Linked DNA regions of Mus musculus: region 2 is linked to region 1. The links are chromatin contacts, found by Hi-C or POLR2A ChIA-PET in ENCODE. All regions are on one chromosome and are shown on one strand. The core of a region is the stretch at or near the end of the contact, and the rest is flanking DNA. Distances in the headings are between cores, read along the strand shown. Region 1 holds the start of Clybl (citrate lyase beta like). Region 2 has its middle 36 kb from the start of Timm8a2.

Region 1 (5,692 bases), core at 1,559-4,058:
ATTCTTACTGTATCACAGTATCGAGCACAACACAATTAAGAAATCGGCAAAATAGTTGGGGCATATGTACGATGAATATACTAGATGGCAAATCACCATTTGGAAGGTAGCACAAAAGCCTGACCTCAATGACACACCACCTCCAAGAAGGCCACACCTCCTAATCTTCTCCAAACAGTTCCACTACCCGGGGACCAAACGTTCAACTATATCAGCCTCTGGGGGCCACTCTCATCCAAACCACCACAGCATCATCTAAGGGGATTTCAGGTTCAAACAAATCGAAAACAAGATACCACAGCCGCATACCGGTTAGAATTGTTGAATGTTCTTTAACCAGCAATGACAGACGATGAGTCAGCAGAGTAACACACTCGTTCACAGATAAGACGGTGCAGCTACTGTGACGTCTTCTCATAAAGCTAAGCACAGCCTTCTGAGACAATTCAACAGTCACATTCCTCAGTAATTATGTCTACACACAAACGCATGTGAAGACTTCTGCACAGTCAACAAAAACTGGACGCAGCTAAAATATCCTTCAACAGCGAACTGTCTAAACCAACTGTGGTATAGCTACACAATGGGATACTACTTGGCAATACAAAGAACTGAGCTATTAAGTCATGAGAGACATGAAGGAATTGTATATGCCTATTGTTAAAGAACCCAATCTAAAAAGACTATACACCGTATGGCTCAAATTCTTTGACACTCTAAATGAGATGGATCAGCAATAAAACTATATGTTACGTAGGCCTGACAACCTGACTTTCATCCCTGGAGCCCAGGGTGGAAGAAAATCAACTCCTGAAAATGATCCTCTGACCGCCACACATAAACTGCAGTATGTTCGTGCTAACATTCATACACACACACACACACACACTAAATAAAGTAAATGTAAAAACTAAATCGTCTGTTGGGTAGAGGGTACCTGGAAAGAATGCAGACCAAGAAAAGCACCAATTGTATACAAAAGGGCTTTGAAGAAAGAAAAGGGTGCTGACCTAAGCAACTCTAGGAATAAATGGAGCCCATGAGGCTGGAGGGAGTCTAAGCACTGTCTTCTAGTGGGTGGACATCTTCCCAATGGGTGTGGGCTAATAAATCATATGCTTGCTAGGACTGAACAATTAAGTGCCTGCGTGGTAGACAGCAGGAGCTTCCTTACAGTTGGGCCGGTGCTTTACTGACAAGCCTCAGGAAGAAGTTAGACTGCTCCCTGAGTGATGTGTTAGACCTGGAAGCGTCCTAAGGACTCATGTGTAGCTTGAGAAATAGCTACAGATGGTTCTATGTAGCAACTTTGATAGGTGTGTGTGTTCCCATCTATATTTCTTGGCTCTGTCAAGTGAGTTATGCTCCCTTCCTTGAAAGCGGAGTAATTCATATACATCCAGCATGGCCACAGAGAACTGCATGAATAACATGACAGTCTAGAGCTCAGGGCAAACGCTGGTGGGTCAGAAACAGGGATCAGGATTTCTGGTCTTGAATGGCCCCTGCGTGCTCAGCAATGGTTCAGACACTCTGAAAATAAGCAAGGAGCCTCCAGAAGTAGCCTACTGGTCCCAGACAGCACTTACATCCTCTGGTGGGTTTACTAGGACCACACTAGCACAATTGGCTCACTAAAGCCAAGTACCTGCCCTTGATAGAGATGATGCATGGTATGGGGGGCAGGGTGGTGGTGATAAAAAGGAGTTTACACTAAGCTCCAAGCCTATTAGAAGTGGTGACTGTGTGCGGTCAGGACTGGTCCTTTCACACTTCAGAAACGGAATCTCTGGGCTGGCCCAGGACCCCTCCCTTACCACCACTCAGGTTCCAGGAGTGATTTTCCTCCAGCCAGGGTGCAAGGCCACAGATGAGAAAATGAGGTGCCTAAGACCATATGGGTCCTGTCATGGGTCTGGGGTAAATCATGAAGCACAACACAAAAGATGTAAAAAACGCTAAACTGTGAACTCTGGCTCCATCGCTCCGTGGGACTTTGAGACAGTCTCTGATCCTGTTTCCTCACAATAGGCAAGACACCTTAAAGGAGAACTCAGGACACGTGCAGTTAACAGATAGGCAAGTGTCATGAGGGAGGGTCACTGTTTGTGACAATCTACAGTTCCTTTACCAACTAGTATTGCTATGTAGGCCAGGCTGGCCTCAAACTTGCTATGTAGATTAAGTGTAGCCTTTAACCTGCGTCCTCCTGCCTCCACTCCCCAAGTCATGGAATTCTTTTCAAATATCTACTCCAAAGCTGATGACGTAAGACTTAAAGTCTCTTGTTAAACCAAAGAAAACTTCAAAATATATGCTCTTTTCACCTAAAAAAAATTCAGTGTTTTTCATGAGCAGATTTTGGCAAAAGCTTTTTGGAACCCTCAGTCATTCTTGGTTGGGTAAGTGGGTCCAGAGAACAACATTTGGGAACCACTGTGCTTCACATAGGTGGGGTGAGCGTCTCAGCTACTCCAGAGCGCCCCTAAGTTAGCGCGGTACATGCCAGATGCTGACAGCCCTGCCAACCCAGTAACGTTTGTACCCATTGCCCGGGTCCACGCAAAGCCCTCCCACTGGGAGGCAGCAGCCGCAGCGACCTTGGCAGAGGTCAAGGACCGGAGGCACAGAGGTATCGGGCTAGAGTGCCCATGCAGGCTCCAGAGACCACTCTGGCTACCGCCTTCGCCGCGTGGCGGGGACAGAGAACCTGAACTCACAGCCTGGGCAGCGCCGCCGCTCCACGAACCGTGTTCCGCAGCACGCACAACGCCATCTTCCCGACTGGCCCGCCTACGCCCCGCCCTCGCCCCGCCTAGCTGGATTCGGCCACGCCCGCCCTACCAGGCTTAGCCCGGCCCCCCGCTTGCCACAGCCCAGGCCAGTCCAGCCAGACTCAGCCCCACCTTGCTTCTGCTGGCGAGGCCCCATGCAACGCTTCTCTTTCCAAAACCACGCCCGCCCTCGTTAGCCACTCCAATCCTCTGCGAGCCCTGCGCGGCTCTGCGCGGAGGCTTTGGTGACCCAATGCTCCGCCCGCTTCTGAAACGAGTTAGAGAAACTTGGGTTTTCTCTGGCAGAGAAGATTTAGGTTTCCGAGGGGCTTTTTTGCTGTTTTTATTATCAACGTGCCCCTAACACAGTCGGTGAGCCTGCGATGGTGCATAAGCTAAAAGTGGTCAAAGCAAATGGGCTCTACCTGAAAAGGTGCAGGCTTGGGACCCACACAGGCCCCTTCCCAATGCCTGCGGGTCTCCGGAAACTGAGAGAAGCTGCCATCGGTCGTCTTTCCTAATCCAGTGGTGCCCTACCTAGTGTCTGGTCCTTTCCACTCTCCACCCTCCACCATTCCTCTGTCTTCTACCTCTGCAGTTTTGATTTTGGTGGTCACTACGTTCCGTTTGTTCTGAATTGACACTCAAAGTCGTTGTCGGAAGCTGGATTAAAAAATAGACCCCAGACGGGCGTGGTGGCTCACGCCTTTAATCCCAGCACTTGGGAGGCAGGAGAATTTCTGCGTTCGAAGCCAGCCTGGTCTACAGAGTGAGTTCCAGGACAGCCAGGGCTACACAGAGAAACCCTGTCCCGAAAAACAAAAACAAAAGACCCCAGAAGTCCTTTGTAGCCAGAGTGGCAGCACAGATGCCGAATATCTGCAAGACTGAGTTATCGCTTAGTTTATGATACCAACAGGGCAGACTGTTCAAACCCTCTGTGAGGCCCCCTCACACCCACCCGGACCTCTCCTGCCTGCACCCAGTGAGGACCATCCCACTTTCCTGTCTCCACTGCGGGCCCCAGTCTGTTCCGCCAAAATGGAGCCTGAGACAAAGCAGTATCAGGAACACCCATTCCATCTCTAATTTACACATCTATATCTTGTACTAAGAGACTGAGCAGGCAAGCTTTGTCTGTCTCCAGATACTAGATCACACTCTTTGTCCTGTTACACTTCTCTATGGCCATCCATCCACCAGTAAAAACACAGGTCTGGGGGTTTGAGTTTTTAAAACTTTTGTTGTTGTTGTTGTTGTTGTTGTTGTTTGAGACAGGGTTTCTCTGTATAGCCCTGGCTGTCCTGGAACTCACTGTGTAGACCAGGCTGGCCTTGAACTCAGAAATCTGCCTGCCTCTGCCTCCCAAGTACTTGGATTAAAGGTGTGTGCCACCACCGCCCGGCCTTGAGTTTTTATTTATCAATAAAAGTCACGTAAGGCGTCAGTTACATGCACAAAAGAGTTATTGCAAGTTTTGCACCTGAGGGGGTCAGAGGGATTGAGGGGAGGTAGTGGGGGAAGACGGGTTGGGAGGGTGAAAGACTTCAGGGCAAAGTAGAGCAGGCATAAAACTTCAGGGATCTGAGAACCTCCTGGGCCCAGGTTTAAGTGGCCTAAATGCCTTTTTTAATAATATACTCGGGAGTAGAATTTAGGGCCTCAGCCAGGCAGGCAGGAGCTCTATCTACCACTGAGCTACACCCTGGCCCTAAGTGGCTGAAATCTTGGCATTGTTTCACAAATACATTTGTCCTAGATAGAAGTGAGTTATATTTTCACCACATGGCCTTGTAATTATCGTGAAAACTCAATTAACCTTCATTGTTTGTCTTATACTATCTAGCTTTGTATTGGTTCTACAGAACACCTCCTAGGATTCGCCCGCTGAAAATATCTGATCAACCTCACTGTTTGCTGTAACATTTAAATAACTTTCCAGTGGGAAAGGGCAGACCCATTAGGAAAATGAAGCCCTTTATTCTCTGGTTAGGAACCCCAAAGGCTCTTTATCACAATCCATTCTTTCCTTCCTTTTGCTGTCTGGCCGGATGTAGGGTTTTCTCACCAAAGTTGAGTCTCAAAGGCTGAGCGGGCCGGTGTCACTGGTTTCAAACTTCAGAATGGCGCACTTAGAAAGAAGCCTATTAGAAGTTCTGTGGAATGGTTTTTAAGCAGTGGCACAGATAGAACTTGGCTCTGAGATCATTGCTGCCTCCTGCTGCTAAGATACAAAACCCTCCCAGCCGCGCTCCCGGCCAGCGCTGCCTTTGATAAGGGTGATGGCTGCGTCTGGCTCCTTGGGGAGAAAGGAAGAGACGTCTCTCAGATTTAGGCCAAATGCAGAATATCTAATGGCCACATCGCGAGCCGGCCGGGCCTTAGCTCCCACTCTTTAAGTCGAGGAAGTTAGACTACATAACCTTTAAAATACCCTTCTGCTCCGGAAGGCCTGACGTCTGATTTTCTGACTGCATGATTTTCCAACCCACGCTGCAGCATCCCCTATGATCAGAAGGCCGGTGCCGATCCTTGTAGACCTTCTAGGCCATGGTCTCTGCTTTGTCTCCATAGCTCTTCTAGTACTTGTCTATGTAATTTATTTTTTTGTTGTTGTTGTTGTTTTGTTTTCTTGAGACGTGGTCTCCTATTGACCAGGGTGGCCTCTTACTCACTATGCAACTGAAGTTGCACTTGAACTCCGATGCTCTTTCCTGCACTTCCCCAAGTGTTGGAACTATGGTCATGTTGGTTTCATGAAGTGCTGGGAATCGAACCCAGGGCTTTGTGCATACCAGACAAGCACCCTACCAACTGTGTTTCTCCCCCAGCCTCAGTTTCTGTGGTTGGATGAATACTGGCCTCCAAATTGCTTGCATCCTAACTGCTACAACCTATGATTGTGTCACTCAGCATAT
Region 2 (5,402 bases), core at 2,747-5,246, 110 kb after region 1:
TAACTACACTAGGACCAGGACAAGAATCGGAGCTCATTTAACCCTTGTATGGGTTCTCCCTCTCTGTTACAAACACACATACCCAGGGATAACAGACCAGCCTACACAGAGTGGGAGTATAACTCCCCAGTGGGGGTGGGGAGGCACACTTAGTATAAGCAAGCTAGATATTCAGGGGCATCAAGGAATATGTAGTCCTCTAAGCTGGCATCTGTTTGCTGGATGTTTGAGAAAACGAGTATAAGGTGAGGAAGCAAGATTATACTGTGAAGATATGACATAGGTGCTGTTTCCTTGAGGGTCTCCTAAAGTAATCTAAGTTCTTTACACTCACGTCCGTAGAGTCTCACCCTGAGAGAATGTTTGGTTGGGCTCTACTCCTTATAGTAAGGTGGCAGTGGATCCAGACATAACCAGCAGTCCTGCCCTAGGCGGGACTAAGTTGGGAGTGTTTAAAGGGAAATGGATCTAGAGTAGAAGGAGGGGCTTCGACTGGAATGGGGCTGTCTTAATCACTGTCCTACTGCTGTGGAGAGACACATGAGCAAGAAAACTTATGGGGGGAAAAGCATTTCATTGGAGGCTTGCTGAGTTTTAGAAATTTAATTCATTTTAACCATTCCCCCCATTTAATTGTGGGGGGAATGGTGGTAGGCACTGGAGCAGTAGTCGAGAACTACATCCTGATACACACACACACACAGAGAGAGAATGAGAGAGAGAGAGAGAGAGAGAGAGAGAGGCAGACAGACAGACACACACACATACACACAGAGACAGAGACAGAGAGGGAAAGGGGGGAGGAGAGACAGAGACAGAGAGACAGACTGAGAGACTGAGAGAGACAGATAGACAGAGGCAGACACTGGGCCTGGCTTGGGCTTCTGAAACCCAAAAGCTCAGCACCAGTGGCACACTTCCTGTAACAAGGCAACACCTCCCAATCCTTCTATCAAAAAGTTTCACTCTCTGGAGGGTAAGCTTTTTAAAAAAAATGAGCCTATGAGGGCTGTTCTTAAAAGGGGGATGTGAGTGAGTCTAGGCTCTTTGGTAGTCAGGCAGATGTAGAAGTAGAGTAGGGTCTCTAGAGCCTTGGTCCTCTTGGGATTAGGGTTGGGATTGGGGTTGGGATTGGGGTTGGGATGAACATACCAGAATTGGGCTTGATGTAAGTGGGTATTTCTGGATAGTAAATGAATACCTGGGGTCCCTTCCAATGGTATAAAGCAAGATTTTTCCTGCAGCCCAGTGGTGGCTGCCTGTACCAGTTCAGGCCTTGACCTTAACGGTCATGAAGGTTACATCTTCCAGCGTTAGAGGTTGAAGGGGGTTTCTCTCTTTTTGTCTGATTATAGGGGTCATCCTAAACTACACAGTGATAATTCCCATTTCCTTGACAGGAGGATGGACCATTTGCAGGACAGGCACAGTACTGAAGTGTCTTAAGCTACCTTCCTGGAAAAAAGAGCCACAACTTACCCTCTTTGACCCCTCTCTTCATCCATGACCCTAGGAAGGAGGGTCATAAGGGTACAAATCTCCAACTAGAAATAGCTTGGCCATCCACAGTCAGGTTGAAGAGGATCTTTCCACTTCCTGTCTTTCTCAGTTCCCAAGTCCAGATTTCCTATCTATGGAGGTTATAGGCCCATTTTCCAAGGAGAAAGAAAGAAATATGATACTGGAATTTAAGGGACCTGGGTCAACCTTGTTTTTAGGGATCAGAGTTCAGGGTGGCAGTACATCGGTCTGTCAGCCTCTGCTGTCTCATTTAGTTAGGACTGATGGATCCAAGGCAGGAGCAGCTGCCTTGACAGCATTGGGTGGTGATGACCGACTGGATAGTGTCCCTTCCAAAGAGGCTCTAGGGGCTGGGCAGGGGCTCTCAGTATCCACACTAAGTCTCCTGGTTGGAACCAGCGGGTGGGGTGGGGAGGCCATCTGCATTACTAGAGCAGGGTGAATTCTGCAAAGTTTTGTCTAAATTCCAACAGATCTGCACTCAGGGATTCTTCAGACAATGTAGGTGATGATTTTTTTTTTTTTTTTGAACACTTGTGACAACCAAGTCTATGTTAGTTGACGGGTATATCCACCTTCTGGGTTGGTCCATTCAAAAGCAAATATGTGTTAGCTAGCCAGGTCCAACAGGAGGCAGAAGAAAGCATCCTGTAGATCTAGGTCAGTTTAGACCTTCCTCCCTAAGGGCAGCAGTTGGGGGATGGCTTTGTGCACTGTGTATTCAGACGCTGATTACTGTGCCCAGAGATCTGGTTGCAGTCTGGTCGCCGGCACCATCAAGCATCTCCTGCGTCAACGTTGTATTAAAAACTGCTCCCCTTCACCTCTGATTGGTTAATAAAGACCCAATCAGCCAATAGCTGGGTAGGAGAGAATAAGGGGGGACCTCCAAGCCCATGCTGGGGTCCAGGAGGGAAGAGAGAGCGGCAATTCGTCATGAGGAATGGCCAGAAGAGAACGGATGGGGGGAGGAGCAGCCAGTGCCAGCAGGTGAAGCTACATGGCTGAGAAGTTGCTGGAAGGTTGGCCAGCCCAGCATGGTTGGATTAGAATAGATGAGAACCCTGTCCAGCTACAGTGCTAGAAGCTTTTTAATAAACACGCCAGGTCTCCGGGTCATTATTTCAGAGCAAGGCTAGGCATAGAAAAGCCCTGCACTTTCTCAGGCAGCAGGTGTAGGGAGACATAGGGCTTGCTACTGTGGGGTGGACGGTTTCCCCCCATTTGTTGACTTCCTTTACCTCCTGTGGGTTTCAGTGAAGGAAGTGAGGGAGTGTGTTCCATGAGAGTGGCTGTGAGGAAGGACTGCAGCCTCCCTTGATGATTTGATGTGTTTGGCAACTCCTTGCTTGGCCTCTAGTATTGTTTAACCCTTCACTCTTGCTGCAGAACTTAGTAGCTAAATTATGATGGGCAGCTGGTATGCTGCTAAGCATAGTGGGTTATATCCAAACAACAGGGTACCTTATTTTAAGTTCCTACAGGTAGCCTGAAGGTAGTCCATCTTTCCTTGTAGCCGAGTCCTCCTGTCAAGAGGTGTTCCTCGGGTAGAGATCAAGTGACCAGAGTGTTGGTAGGAGCTTGGCCTGAGTCCTGAGCCATCCTGGGCTCCCAGGGACCAAGGTGTATGGAACCCTGGCCTGGTCAGTTTTCGGTTAGCTAAAGAATGGGGCAGCTTTTGTTTGAATTTTCCTTTCTGTTAGGGCATCTATTCTTCCAGTGACCTTCTGCTTACAATAGGCACATTGGTCCGTTTTCTAAACATTTTCTTTCCCTTTCTCCTGGTCCATCCTCCTATTTCCTTTCCTGCCTGTTTCTCTCAGAGCAGTGATTGCCACGTGGGAATTTCTTTCCCTGTCTGTCTTGGGATGAACTTCAGCTGTAACTTTCTGAGCAACTTCCAAAAGCTGGAACAGATTCATTCCCTCGAATTCCTCTAACTTCTAGAGTTTTCTCCTCATGTCTGCGACCAGCTGCATGACAAAGGCAGTTATTACTGGCTCGCTGGTTTTTGAGAGAAGCTATATCAGTGAGGGTAAAAACCTGGCATTTCTCACGGAGCTTTGCAGACACCCAGTGGCGATTCTTCAGGTCCTTGAGTAACCTGACTTACTTGGGACAGACTGGTGGCTTTCTGGCGGCTGCTTTTAGTATCTAATAGTGTCTGGTGACAAGCACTTGAAGCCCCTTCAGTGATATTAGGGGTTCCAGTCAGCCTGGGTGGACTCTATCGAGGTTTTGCTGCCTGATAGAGACCCCCAGCCCAGGTCCTGAGTCAGTTTCCAGTCAGACCCTGTCTTACTTACTCCACAGTTGGCTGTGAACAAGGTGGTCTCAGAGTTGTTGACAGTCCGTCTAGCTCAGCTGGTGAGTGTTAAAAGGCAGTTTCCAGGAGACTGATAAGGGCCCGTGACTTTCCAGAGAAGGGAGGGTTTTGGGCCTTCCAATTATATAAGTCACTGATAGATAAGGTGACAAACCATGAACAGGGGTTGGGAAGTCTCCTCCCCATCCTATGTGCATGCCTGCCTTCCCACATTTGGAACCACTCCTTGAGTGTGGGGAGAAAGGGAGCCAGGTGTAGTGGAGTATGCCTCCTGGCTTCTCTCCTGTGGGGTCCAGGCTCTCCTGGCCTCCCAAGCACCTCCCAAAGTGAGGAGAACAATGGCTTCTCTTTGGTTCTGGCCTGAAAGGGTCAGAGCGGTTAACTGGGGGAAAGTTCACTGTATTTACAATTTATGACTGTCCCTACTTTCACTCTATTCCTTACCTCCAAGATTCTCTTACCTAGCCTCGGCTTTCTGTCCCAAAGTTCCCGGGTACCAAGACCAGCTTCGAGAACGCCTTAAAGAGACAGATGGACTACCGCTCTCGGTGGCAAGTAGCAAAGCTTTACTGATTTCTTCAGCTTATAAACATGGGGTATGACTTTGCAATTTTTGCTCAAAAAATAACATTTTTACTTAGTTGCACCTGGCAGACAATATTATCATATTTGGAGTCATTTTCTCATAACAAGAATGAACTTCAGAAGAAGAAACTGTATATCAGCAGACCCAAGGACATCCTCCTCTCTGGGTAAATATTAACTCTTGACTAGGAACAAGGAAAAACTCTGGCCCACAGAAAGTCATGTTAGGACATTCCTCCCTTTCAGGAGGGACGGCCCCTGAACTTTCCCCCAATTAACTGCTCTGACCCTTTCAGGCCAGAACCAAAGGGAAGCCATTGTTCTCCTCACCAAAGGTCTGGACATAACAAGGGGGATTTTACATCTCCTCGGTCAGAGAATGAGGAACTGGTGGTACTTTTGGTTTCTCCAAATGTTCTGACTGGGACCCTAACTTCCAGCGATGGGGGTGGATGAAGGATAAGGGTTAGCCAGTGAGTAGCAAAGGGGAACTGGTCGGGGTGACAAGAAGAGCTGGTCACATTCCATACAGCCTTAACCACCTGGGAGTCTAAGGATCGATTCTTCAGGCAGACATCCTATTTCAGACGAAGACCATATGGGTCTTCACAAAGGGTGCAGGAGTTTTCCTGGTGAAAAAAACAGACACCACGATCATCATCCTCTAAGATACGTACCTCTCACATACGTTTCAAAGGGGGCTTGGCAACTCAAAATCCCTCCCATCACACACGACAAACTAACTTAAAGTGACAGGGACAAGCTTACAAGCAGGCAATACCTGTGACACGGCAAATCATGGGCAGCCACCACACACTCATTCACCTAACCATCCCAGGGTCTCAGTGACATCTCAACTGGACCCTGTGGTTGAATCTGACCTCTCCTGTGTGTCCTAACTAGATGGTGCCTTCTACAGACAGGAGTGACCTCCAGAAGTGTGCAGACAAGATGACTTTCAAATTTGGGT

What was found. A loop is a pair of places that touch in the nucleus more often than their neighbours do. ChIA-PET counts read pairs that join two places held with the same protein, here RNA polymerase II (POLR2A).
Region 2: a loop to region 1 is called in a map of CH12.LX, with 2.4 times the contacts of the local background. The contact joins the enhancer-like site here to the promoter of Clybl in region 1. A Hi-C loop is called at or near these places in 1 of 37 maps with a recorded cell type or tissue (CH12.LX). POLR2A ChIA-PET finds 5 or more read pairs at or near these places in 2 of 5 experiments (Patski and embryonic stem cell).

What each region holds. Positions count from the first base shown.
Region 1 is chr14:122,178,810-122,184,501 of GRCm38, reverse strand. It overlaps Clybl (citrate lyase beta like), which reads right to left and starts at 2,808. Exons shown (of 8, transcript NM_029556.3): 1 at 2,721-2,808. The coding sequence starts at 2,776.
Region 2 is chr14:122,067,510-122,072,911 of GRCm38, reverse strand. No RefSeq gene overlaps it. Among named protein-coding and RNA genes, the nearest start is that of Timm8a2, 36 kb to the right of the region's middle. Within about 2 kb of position 3,996, at least 1 of the 3 ENCODE cell types and tissues checked has a DNase peak (open chromatin) inside an H3K27ac peak, as active enhancers do.